Regions from separate parts of the Homo sapiens genome. Here region 2 is linked to region 1. Evidence: read pairs that join two places in POLR2A ChIA-PET (ENCODE). Cell type or tissue: MCF 10A. All regions are shown on one strand. Each heading gives the region's core, and the rest is flanking DNA. Links, peaks and the distances in the headings are about the cores only.

The links. ChIA-PET counts read pairs that join two places held together with the same protein. Peaks named below come from ENCODE experiments on the same cell type or tissue, not always from the same donor. Only the 100,000 strongest peaks of a DNase experiment are listed, where the experiment ranks them.
Region 2: POLR2A ChIA-PET joins it to region 1 with 11 read pairs; 16 of 35 experiments call an interaction of 5 or more read pairs at or near these places.

Annotation. Positions count from the first base shown.
Region 1 is chr19:13,859,800-13,865,172 of GRCh38, forward strand. It overlaps a transcript of NANOS3 not described here. Among named protein-coding and RNA genes, the nearest start is that of MIR181C, 12 kb to the right of the region's middle. RefSeq lists enhancers at 1,834-2,263, 2,324-2,573, 4,773-5,373. In MCF 10A, for the core only: a CTCF peak has its summit at 2,630 (motif pointing left); DNase peaks (open chromatin) are centred at 2,222 and 2,582.
Region 2 is chr19:13,744,959-13,750,331 of GRCh38, forward strand. It overlaps YJU2B (YJU2 splicing factor homolog B), which reads left to right and starts at 2,937. Exons shown (of 10, transcript NM_030818.4): 1 at 2,937-2,996. RefSeq lists a silencer at 2,918-3,227. In MCF 10A, for the core only: no CTCF peak of the experiment used is centred there; a DNase peak (open chromatin) is centred at 2,833.

The DNA.
Region 1 (5,373 bases), core at 173-5,172:
ACTTCCCATCATCTCACCCCACATGCATGCCAGGAACATAGTGATTATTAATGCATTAATTCACTAGATATTGACTAAGGGCCTTTTTTAAGTTCTCCAGCAGTGATGAAGACAAACGTTGTAGGCTGGGCACGGTGGCTCATACCTGTCATCCCAGCACTTTGGGAGACTGAGGCAGGAGGATCGCTTGAGCCCAGGAGTTCGAGACTGCCCTGGGCAACAAAGTGAGACCCACCCCCATCTCTCCAAAAAAAAAAAAAAAAAAAAAAAAGACAACAGCTATTGTGCTGGCAGAGCTGACAATCAAGTACAGGAGACAGACAAGAAACAAGATGTGTAGTAAAACATGTAGTGTGTTGAAAGGTGACAGGGCCAGGCGCGGTGGCTCACGCCTGTAATCCCAGCACTTTGGGAGGCCGAGGCAGGCGGATCACGAGGTCAAGAGTTTGAGACCAGCCTGGCCAACATAGTGAAACCCCGTCTCTACTAAAAATACAAAAAATTAGCCGGGCATGGTGGTGGCACCTGTAATCCCAGCGACTTGGGAGGCTGAGGCAGGAGAATGGCTTGAACCCGGGAGCGGAGGTTGCAGTGAGCCGAGATCGCGCCATTGCACTTCAGCCTGGGCGACAGCGAGACTCCATCTCAAAAAAAAAAAAAAAAAAAAAAAAAGGTGACAGGGTTGTGAGAAATAAATAGAGGAGAAAGCAAGGTGGGTGCAATTTTGAAATAGGGGAGTCGGCCGGGCTCCATCTGTAATTCCAGCACTTTGGGAGGCTGAGGTGGGCGGATTGCCTGAGCTCAGGAGTTTGAGACCAGCCTGGGTAACATGGTGAAACCCTGTCTCTACTAAAAATACAAAAAAAATTAGCTGGGTGTCGTGGTGGTTGCCTGTAATCCCAGCTGAGGAGGTCTGGAATGGGGTGAATGAGGGAGGGAGTGGAGAGGGTGAGGCAGAGAGGAGACAGGAGACTGTGCAAAGCCTTCTGGGTCCTGGGGAGGACTTTGGCTTTTGCTCTGAATAAGGTGGGAGCCATTGAGGGTTCTGAGCAGAGGAGGGACTGGACCTGACTTGGGTGCTCACAGGCGCCCCGCCCCGGCTGCTGTGGTGGGGAGGGGATTAGGGGGATGGGGACAGACTGTCGGGGGCTGCAAGGTGTGCAGAGAGGTGGCAACTGGAGCAATTCTGGGGAGAGATGATGGAAGCCGGACCAGGGTGGGCCTTGGAGAAGTCAGGATTCTGGATGCATTAGAAGGGACAGTAACTAGCCTGGGAGCAGTGGCTCATGCCTGTAATCCCAGCACTTTAAGAGGCCAAGACGGGTGGATTGCTTGAGTCTAGGAGTTCGAGACCAGCCTGGGCAACATAGCAAGACCTATCTCTACTAAAAATACAAAAAAATCAGCCAGGCGTGGTGGCAGGTGCCTGTTGCCCCAACTATTTGGGAGGCTGAAAGAAATGGGAGGATGGCTTGAATCCGGGAGGCGGAGGATACAGTGAGCAGAGATCGTGCCACTGTACTCCAGCCTGGGCGATAGAGCCAGACCCTGTTTCAGAAGAAAAAAAAAAAAAGGACAGTAAGCAAAATTGTTAATGGGTTGCATCTGTTAATAAAAGTTTTTGTCTGAGCAGCTGGGAGGATGGAGCTGCCATTTCCGGAGACCGGGAAGATGGCGGGAGACCGTTTGCAGTTGAGGAAATGAGCTCTGAGCCCAGGGCTTCGTTCTGGCCCTGAAGTGTCCCTGCCCAGACTCTGGTGGGGTGCGGAGGAAAGCACCCACATGGCCTAGGCTTTGCCTCCTCGGGGCTTTCTCTCGGTCGATGCCTGAGTGTGCAAACTACACCCACATCTGAGTATACAGGGGCACCTCCGAAGACCCCCACGGCCTGACACATCCACCCAGTGTCCAATGGCCACAGCCTTGGGGGACTTCGGGGGCTGGAGTTCCGGGCTGATGGAGTTGAGAAGGGCTGCCTGGCTCTTACACCCACCTTGGGTCCCCACGGAGACCCCCAAGGGGACAGGAGGTGAAATCTCCCAGGGAGAGGTTCAGGAAGAGCTGCTGCTGTGTCGCAGCCCTGGGCTCCCCCTATGAGTCAGCACTGGCAGGGGCCCCAGGAACTGGGGACCGGGGGTGTGTAGGGGGGAGGGCAGTTCCCACGCCCTAAGGCGTCTGGGGCGCTGGGGCTTCCCCCACCGCTCCTCCCATCCTGTGCTGGGCTCTGGGGATCTTCAGAGGAGTCTGGGGGGTGAGAAGCCCAGGGCGGATTGGCCACTGGGCCAGGATCCAGGAATCCTCTCTCCTGGTCTGACCCAGTTCAGGAATGCAGAGGCCGCCCGCCCCGGCAAATGCGTTGCAGCAAGAAGGAGAGTTAGACGTAGAGAAACACCGAGTGAGTTGGACATTTGTGTGGACGGCACTTCTAGGGGGCTTTATTTAAGAAGGGGCCCTTCCTTCTGGGGACTCTGCATTTGAGCAGTGGAGGCTCCAGCCTGGGGTGTCCAGGCAGAGTCCTCAGCTACCGTGGAGTGGGAGGTGGCGGGGAGGAGGGGGAGGAGACTGCGCTGAGAGCTGAGATCAGTCCCGCCGGCCTCCACAGCTGGGAGGGCGCTGGACTCTGCTGCCCCCTGCTGGTGGCTGCAGGAAATTCAGCGAGCAGGACAGCTGGCCGGTCCTGGAGAAGAGACGGGGGGAAAGGCCTCGCACAGAAAGAATTCCAGCTCTGCCTTTTTTTTTTCTTTTTTCTTTTTTTTTGAGACGGAGTCTCGCTCTGTGGCCCAGGCTGGAGTGCAGTGGCACAATCTCGGCTCACTGCAACCTCCGCCTCCCGGGTTCAAGTGATTCTCATGCTTTAGCTTCCTGAGTAGCTGGGATTATAGGCGCGTGCCACCACGCCCGGCTAATTTTTGTGTTTTTAGTAGAGAAGAGATTTCACCATGTTGGTCAGGCTGGTCTCGAACTCCTGACCTCGTGATCCGCCCGCCTCGGCCTCCCAAAATGCTGTGATTACAGGTGTGAGCCACCACGCCTGGCCCCAGCCCTGCCTCTTACAGGCGGTACCACCTTGGGCAAGGGCAGGCCCCATCTGGGCCTCGGTTGCCCATCTGTGGAAAGGGCAGTATTCACTTCATTGGCCTGCTGGGAAGAATCTGAGATGATGATAGGCATTCCTGGGACCAGGAAGAAGGTTCGAAGATACAGCTGGGGAGAACTCTACCCTGGGCCCACCCTTCTAAAGAGAATAGTCCCTGCCTCAAGGGTTGCTCTGGTCTGGATGGGAGACGAGGCTCATACACGTCTATGAGTGGATGAATGAGTGAATGAATAAATGTGAATGTTGCATATTCCAAAGCAAGTCCCTCCCCAACCCCTTCCGCCTCTTTTTCTAAGAGAGGAACTCTTTCCCCAATACGCTCTTTTTTTTAGAGATGAAGTCTCTGTCTGTTGCACAGGCTGGAGTACAGTGGCACCATCATAGCTCATTGTAGCCTTGAACTCCTGGGCTCAACGGATCCTTTTGCTTCAGCCTCCCAAGTAGCTGGGACTATAGGCGCTCACCACCACACCCAGCTAATTTTTTTTTTAATTTTATTTTTGTAGAGACAGTGTCTCGCTGTGTTGCCCAGACTGGTCTTGAACTCCTGGCCTCAAGCGATTCTCCTGCCTCGGCCTCCCAAAGTGCTGGGATTACAGGCTTGAGCCACTGTGCCCGGCCCCCCTTGCCTCTTTTCTGTAAGAAGGGCTGGCCGGCAGGGGGGCGGGCGGCACAGGAGGGCCATCAACAGAGCTGACTGGCCCCCCCCAACCCCATGGAGGTATGATTACTAGATTGCAATGAACTCCCATTCTCTCCCCTGCACGTGTCTCTCCATCCCCACTCTGGGAGAAGACTTCCTTTGGGAGAGGTTAGGTGTAGACTACAGCTGGCCCCTCTAACCTTTGGTGGGGTTGGGGGTCGGGGGAGTGGTCCTGGAGACATCCACTCTCCTGGACCTGGAACCAGACTTTCTGGGCTGAGACCTGAAGGCAGCTGGACGATGTGGGAGGGTGAACCTGTCAAGGAGAAACTGAGGCAGGACTGTGGTGGAGGAGGCTGAAAGGAAGTGAGGGGTGCGCGATCAGGTGGGGAAGGGCCATGGCCCCATAAGGGTTAAGGTCTGGGCTTGGAAGGGGGCCAGTCAAAGGTTTCTCCATCCCCCTCTCAGACTGGGGTGGGGGATAAATAAACAGAATGAGAAATCTGTCAGCTCAGCCCGGGCCAATGGGAGGCTGCCTGGCGCCATGGTTTGCCCTGATGTGACCTTCCTCTACCAGCCGCGGTGGCCACTGCGGGCAGGGGCAGTGTGTGGAGCCTCAGCCAGGGTACGATCATTCCAGCCTTGTGCATGCTCTTATACCTGGGCAGGGGGAGGGGGGATGTCTGGGGAGGAGTACCGTCTGTGCAAGGATCTTTGGGAGATCCGGGGAGCCCCATCCTTTGTACAGCTTGCATGTGGTCTGTGCACCTGGCCTGTATATATGCTTGTGCCTCATGGTCCCAGGTACACATCCCCACGTGCCCCTGAATTGCGTGTGTCCATGTGGACCCCTGTGGCTCTGGGACCTGCTGGGGGTCTTGTGCATGTGGCTGTTGGCTGTGTTTCTCTGCCTCTGCGACTGGTCCATTTGACCCGAGTGGCTGTGCATATATGTGTGTGTCTGTGAACTTTGTGGATCTGTGTCTCCATGGGTGTGTTCTGGTTCTATGTCTATATCCATGTATTAGGTTATTTTGTGTGTGTCACGGTGCTCCTGTGGCTGTGTACCTGGGGTACTGTGTGTGTATGTTGGGGGGTATATCTCAGGTCTGTGGATACCCCAGTGCGTCTGTGATCTCCTGCGTGTCCGTGTGTCTTGTGTGAGCTGTGCGTGCCCGGGGTTCAGCCGCGTTTCTGCATATTTCGGTTCTAAGGACCTTCCCTCCTGTCCTGAATGTGGTGTGTCTGTGTACCTTGCATGTGTCTGGTGCCCCCGGGTGTCCCTCTGTGTGTAGCTGGGTTTTATGACCACCCTCGTGCGGCCCGGCACGCCCGCACGTCCCGCCACCCCCTCCCTTGGGTGTGTGTCTCGCAGCCCCCTGCACACCGTTCCCTATGTCTGTGGCCCGCGTGCCTTTGTGCGCGTGTGCTCCCCCCGGCGCCTTTGAGGTCTGCGTGCGTCTGGGTCCCTGCGTGTGCCCGCCCGCGCCCCCGTGTCCCTGATTCCCCCGCGCGGGCCCCGGGAGCTGCGTTTTGGAGACCCACGGGCATCCCCCGAGTGCGTCCCGGTGCGCCTGGCAGGAGGCCTCGGGACGCGCACGGCCGCGGCTGGACCCACCGCCCGGCGCGGCGC
Region 2 (5,373 bases), core at 177-5,176, 110 kb before region 1:
CTCCAGCCCAGGCAACAGAGCGAGACTCCGTCTCAAAAAAAAAAAAAAAGATTTTTCTGGGGTCTCATGGTCTTTTAAGTCAAATGCATACAACCCAAAACAGTATAGCTCAGAGGACAAGGGAACAAGGTTTAGCATGAGCAGTTGTAGGTCAGCTCCTCCACCCCTCACTAACTGTGCGACTTAACCTCTCTGGGCCTGTCTCACCATCTGTAAAACAGAAATGATGAAAAGTATCTACCTTCTAGGGGCATTCTATGAGATTATGCATGTGTGAGTGAGCACCAAGCATTGCTCAGTGGTGCCTAGTGGGTAGTGAGCACTCAGTATGCAGCACCATGACTATGTAAGAATTCATTTGTTAGTAGAGCCCGGCTTTAGAACAGAGATGGAACCTGGCACCGAATAATAAAGCATGGGGAGGCCGGGCGCAGTGGCTCATGCCTGTAATCCCAGCACTTTGGGAGGCCGAGGTGGGCAGATCACCTGAGGTCAGGAATTCAACACCAGCCTGGCCAACGTGGAGAAACCCCGTCTCTACTAAAAATACTAGCTGGGTGTGGTGGCGCATGCCTGTAATCCCAGGGCTGAGGCAGGAGAATCGCTTGATCCCGGAAGGAAGGTGGAGGTTGCGGTGAGCCAAGATTGTGCCTTTGCTCTCCAGCCTGAGCAACAAGAGCAAAACTCCATAGATAGATAGATAGATAGATAGATAGATAGATAGATAGATAGATATAGATATATAGATATCTATAGATCTATAGATATCTATATATATATATATAGATATATATATATATCAGGAGGAATAGTAGTAATATTGTCATCACTTCTCACCCTGTCTTTGATAAATTGCCAGTTGAAGTGTCTGCTTCATCACTGAGAAAAGAGTGTGTTCTTTCCTCTCTGAATCCCCAGGACCAGACATATAGCAGGTGTCCAATGAACAGCTCAGCTGTTGAATGAACAAATAGATTCTGTTAGGCCCTACAAGGCATAAAAGTAAATTCAGTCTGGGCACAGTGGCTCATGCCTGTAATCCCAGCACTTTGGGAGGCCAAGGCGGGCAGATCATCTGAGGTCAGGAGTTTGAGACCAGCCTGGCCAACATGGTGAAACCCCATCTCTACTAAAAATACAAATATTAGCCAGGCATGGTGGCGGGCACCTGTAGTCCCAGCTACCTGGGAGGCTGAAGCAGGAGACTCACTTGAACCTGGGAGGCAGAGGGTGTAGTGAGCTGAGACCACACCACTGCACTCCAGCCTGAGTGACAGTGAGACTCCGACTCAAAAAAAAAAAAGTAAATTCAAAAGCCATTCACCTGTGCAGAAGGCAGGGCCAGGCTAATCTGAAGGCTCTAAGAGAAGTATCCACCCACTTCTTCTGTAAAAGGCCAGATGGTAAATATTTTAGATTCTTTGGGCTCTCTCTTCCTCTGTGGCAACCACTGAATTCAACCCTGTTGCAGACATAGACAATAGATAAATGAATGGGCCCGGCTGTTTGTAGGTAGGTGAAAAATGGCTTCCCTTCACCTTTATAGGTTCTTTGGCTGGGCTACGAATTAAATTGACATGTAAACAGACAGGGCAAAAGCCATATTTAATTATGTACCTATGCAGGGGAGTCCCACAAAATACAAGACTCCAAAAAGGATCAGAGAGGCTGGGCCCAGTGGCTCATGCCTGTAATCCAGGCACTTTGGAAGGCCAAGGCAGGCAGATCACCTGAGGTTGGGACTTCCAGACCAGTCTGGCCAACATGGTGAAACCCCATCTCTACTAAAAATACAAAAAATAGCCGGGCGTGGTGGAAGGTGCCTGTAATCCCAGCTACTCGGGAGGCTGAGGCAAGAGAATCACTTGAACCTGGGAGGTGGAGAGCGCAGTGAGCTGAGATCACGCCATTGAACTCCAGCCTGGACCACAGAGCAAGACTCCCTCTCAAAAAAAAAAAAGTATCAAAGAAAAGAATAGGGGTTTGGGGCTTCTGGGAGGATGGTGGTAACACAAGTTATGGGAGGGTAAGGGGAGAAATTGTATGATGGAGAAAGTCTGTCTTGTTAAGCAAATAAAAAAGTCTTGCAGGTAATAAAAGTTGTCTCAGAGCAGCCCTCAGAAGGATACATGATTGGGAATGGTTTCACTCTTCCCTAGTTAATAAGATCGTAGGAAAGCATTCCTCTTTCTGTCTTTAGGCAGATAAGAGAAATTCAGAGAAAACCTCTCCTTCCCTGCATTTGCTGTTCCCCCAAGTGCCCTTATTTTGAAGCAATCAGCAGACAAAAGCGCATATCCCTGTGTTCCAATGAAATTTTATTTACGTACGCTGAAATTTGAATGTTTTATTTTCATAAGTCGTAAAATAGTTTTTCCCCCACCTAACTATTTAAAAATGCAAAAACAGAGCAGTGGTTCACGCCTGTAATCCCAGCACTTTGGGAGGCAGGAGGATTGCTTGGGCCCTGGAGTTCGAGACTAGCCGGGGCAACATAGTAAGACCTTGCCTGTGCAAATAATTTTTCTTGAGACGGAGTCTTGCTGTTGTTGCCCAGGCTGGAGTGCAGTGGCGCGATCTCGGCTCTTTGCAACCTCTGCCTCCCGGGTTCAAGCAATTCTTTTGCCTCAGCCTCCCAAGTAGCTGGGACTACAGGGGCCCGCCACCACACCCTCGCTGACCGGCTGCAGCGCGCAGGACAGCACGCCTGGGAGGGCGGTGCCAGGAGGCGGGCCTCGGATTGGGCCTCACGTAGTGGGCTGGACAGAGGATGGAGCCTCTTGGCGTAAGCGCGGTTGGGCGGGGCATTCCTGGATTGGCCCACTCCGGCGTCGCAGAACGCTTGGCGTATCGTCCTTCAGCCAATCAGCGTGGAGCTGCTGCCTCGCCCCGCCTCACGCCGGCGTCCTGGGGGCGCGGAGAGGGCGCCCAGGTTCACCGCGCTCTCAGCGCGCACTTCCGGGCACGGTCAGGGCGTGACGTCGGGAGGAGGGCAGGTAAGTGCCGGCGGGCGGAGGAGCGGGGAGGGCCGGGGGTCCGGCAGCCGCCTCACCCTGGCCTCGGAGCTGCCCGGCGCGCCCTTCCGCGTCGGGGGACGCGGAGCTGAGGACCCGATTTAGATGCCCGGAGCCGGCCCAGGTCCCAGCCAGGACCAAAGTCCCTGAGGCCCCAGCTGAGACCTCTGACCCAAGTGCCCGGGACCCGGTCCCATCCTAGCCCGGATCCATATTATGCCTGAAGGGTCCTGGGTTTTTGCATCGGGAAAATGGGACCAATAAGTCCCTATCTCACCAGATTTTATAAAAATGATTCTTGTAAAACCGTGAGCAGCAGAAATGACTAAACTGCCAAACGTTTAACTCGGCGTCAGGCGCTGCCCTGAATGCCTTAACCAGCCATTTTTACACATAAGGAAAATGAGGCTTAGAGAGAGAAAACAATTTGCCCCAAGTCAAGCAGATAGGAAGCAGCAGGGTGGAGCTCCGAGCCCAAGCCGTAAGCCCAGGACAAACAGGGTCGGTAATTACTTTTGCACCAAGGACCGGAGATATCTACACGCCCACCCGATAGCCCCGTCTGCCATTTACTGGGGTAACAAAACCATCTTAAGACACACACACACCCTCGAGCTCCTGTAAACGGAGTATTTGCTCTTTGCAGGCTCTTCCCGTGGGTTAGTTGATTCACAGCATCCCCAGAAAGTCAGTCTTGTCGTCGTCATTCGCCCTTTACCGGTGACGAAATACAAGCCCAGGGAAGCGCAGTCACTGACCAAGGTCACCCAGCTGATGAGGAGTGGAGCTGGGATTCAAGCCCAGGGAGCCGTGTCCCCTAACGCCTCAAGGGGCACTTAGCTATTTTGTTGGCAAAAGTATTTTTAGGTTGGAAGGGACCTTGGAATAATCCAATCTAAAGGACACACTTTATAGTTGGAGGATACAAGACTAAGGTGAGGGTAGAACAGTTTATATCCGGGACTTTGCACCACTGCCTCACCACCTCACTACACCACTCCCACTCCATCAGAAGCTCTTCCATCAGCTTCTTTCTTTCTTTTTGTTGGAGACAGAATCTCACTCTTGTCACCTTGGATGGAGTGCAGTGGCGTGATCTCGGTTCACTGCAACCTCCGCCTCCCAGATTCAAGCGATTCTCCTGCCTCAGCCTCTCCAGTAGCTGGGATTACAGGCGTACGCCACCAGGCCTGGCCAATTTTTGTATTTTTAGTAGAGACAGGGTTTCACCATGTTGGCCAGGCCGGTCTTGAACTCCTGACCTCAAGTGATCCACCTGCCTCAGCCTCCCAAAGTGCTGGGATTACAGGCGTGAGCCACCGAGTCCGGCCCCCAAGAATGGTTTTAAATTTTCTAGTAGTTGGGGAAAAATCAAAAGAATAATACTTTGTGACATGACGATTATGTGAAATTCAAATTTCTGTGTCCATCAATAAAATTTATATTGGCATGCAGCTACGCCCGTTCATTTATATATTGTTTGGGACTGATTTCTAGCTATGAAAGCAGAGTTGAGTTGTTGGGGCAGAGATAATCTGGCCTAAAAAGCTAGAAATACTTATTTTCTGGCCCTTGACAGAGAAACTTTGCCAATCTCTGTTCTAGAATACCCTTCACTGCTTCACAGAGTCTCTCTTTAGTGTAAACTAGAACTTCTTTCTTTTTTTTTTTTTTTTTTGAGATGGAGTCTCGCTCTATCGCCCAGGCTGGAGTGTGGTGGCGCAATCTTTGCTCACTGCAAGCTCCGCCTCCCGGGTTCACGCCATTCTCCTGCCTCAGCCTCCCGAGTAGCTGGGACTACAGGCACCCGCCACCACGCCCAGCTAATTTTTTGTATTTTTTAGTAGAGACGGGGTTTCACTGTGTTTGCCAGGATGGTCTCGATCTCCTGACCTCATGATCCACCCGCCTCGGCCTCCCAAAGTGCTGGGATTACAGGCGTGAAGAACTTCCTTCTATATGACCTAAAAGCCTCCCTTCCAAACATGAGAGGGGGTCTCACCACCCCTAGTTTGAGGAGCCCCTGCATTTCCCACCTGTGTCACCTGCACTGACTGTGACCCTTATGGAGCCTCATTCAGTTATCTCAGTTGTTTACCCAGTTGACATTTATCTGGGCCTGGCACTGTCCTAGGTGTTAGGGATATGGCACAGTGTGACCTGCCGGGGGAGACATAAACCGACACAGGGTGATATGATCAGAATTCCAGGAAACAAGTGACTATGGATTGGATGGTTAGATGAGTTCATTGGTTTTTTTTGTTTGTTTGTTTGAGACGGAGTCTCACTTTGTAGCCTAGGCTGGGGTGCAGTGGCGCCATCTTGGCTTACTGCAACCTCCGCCTCCCGGTTTGAGCCA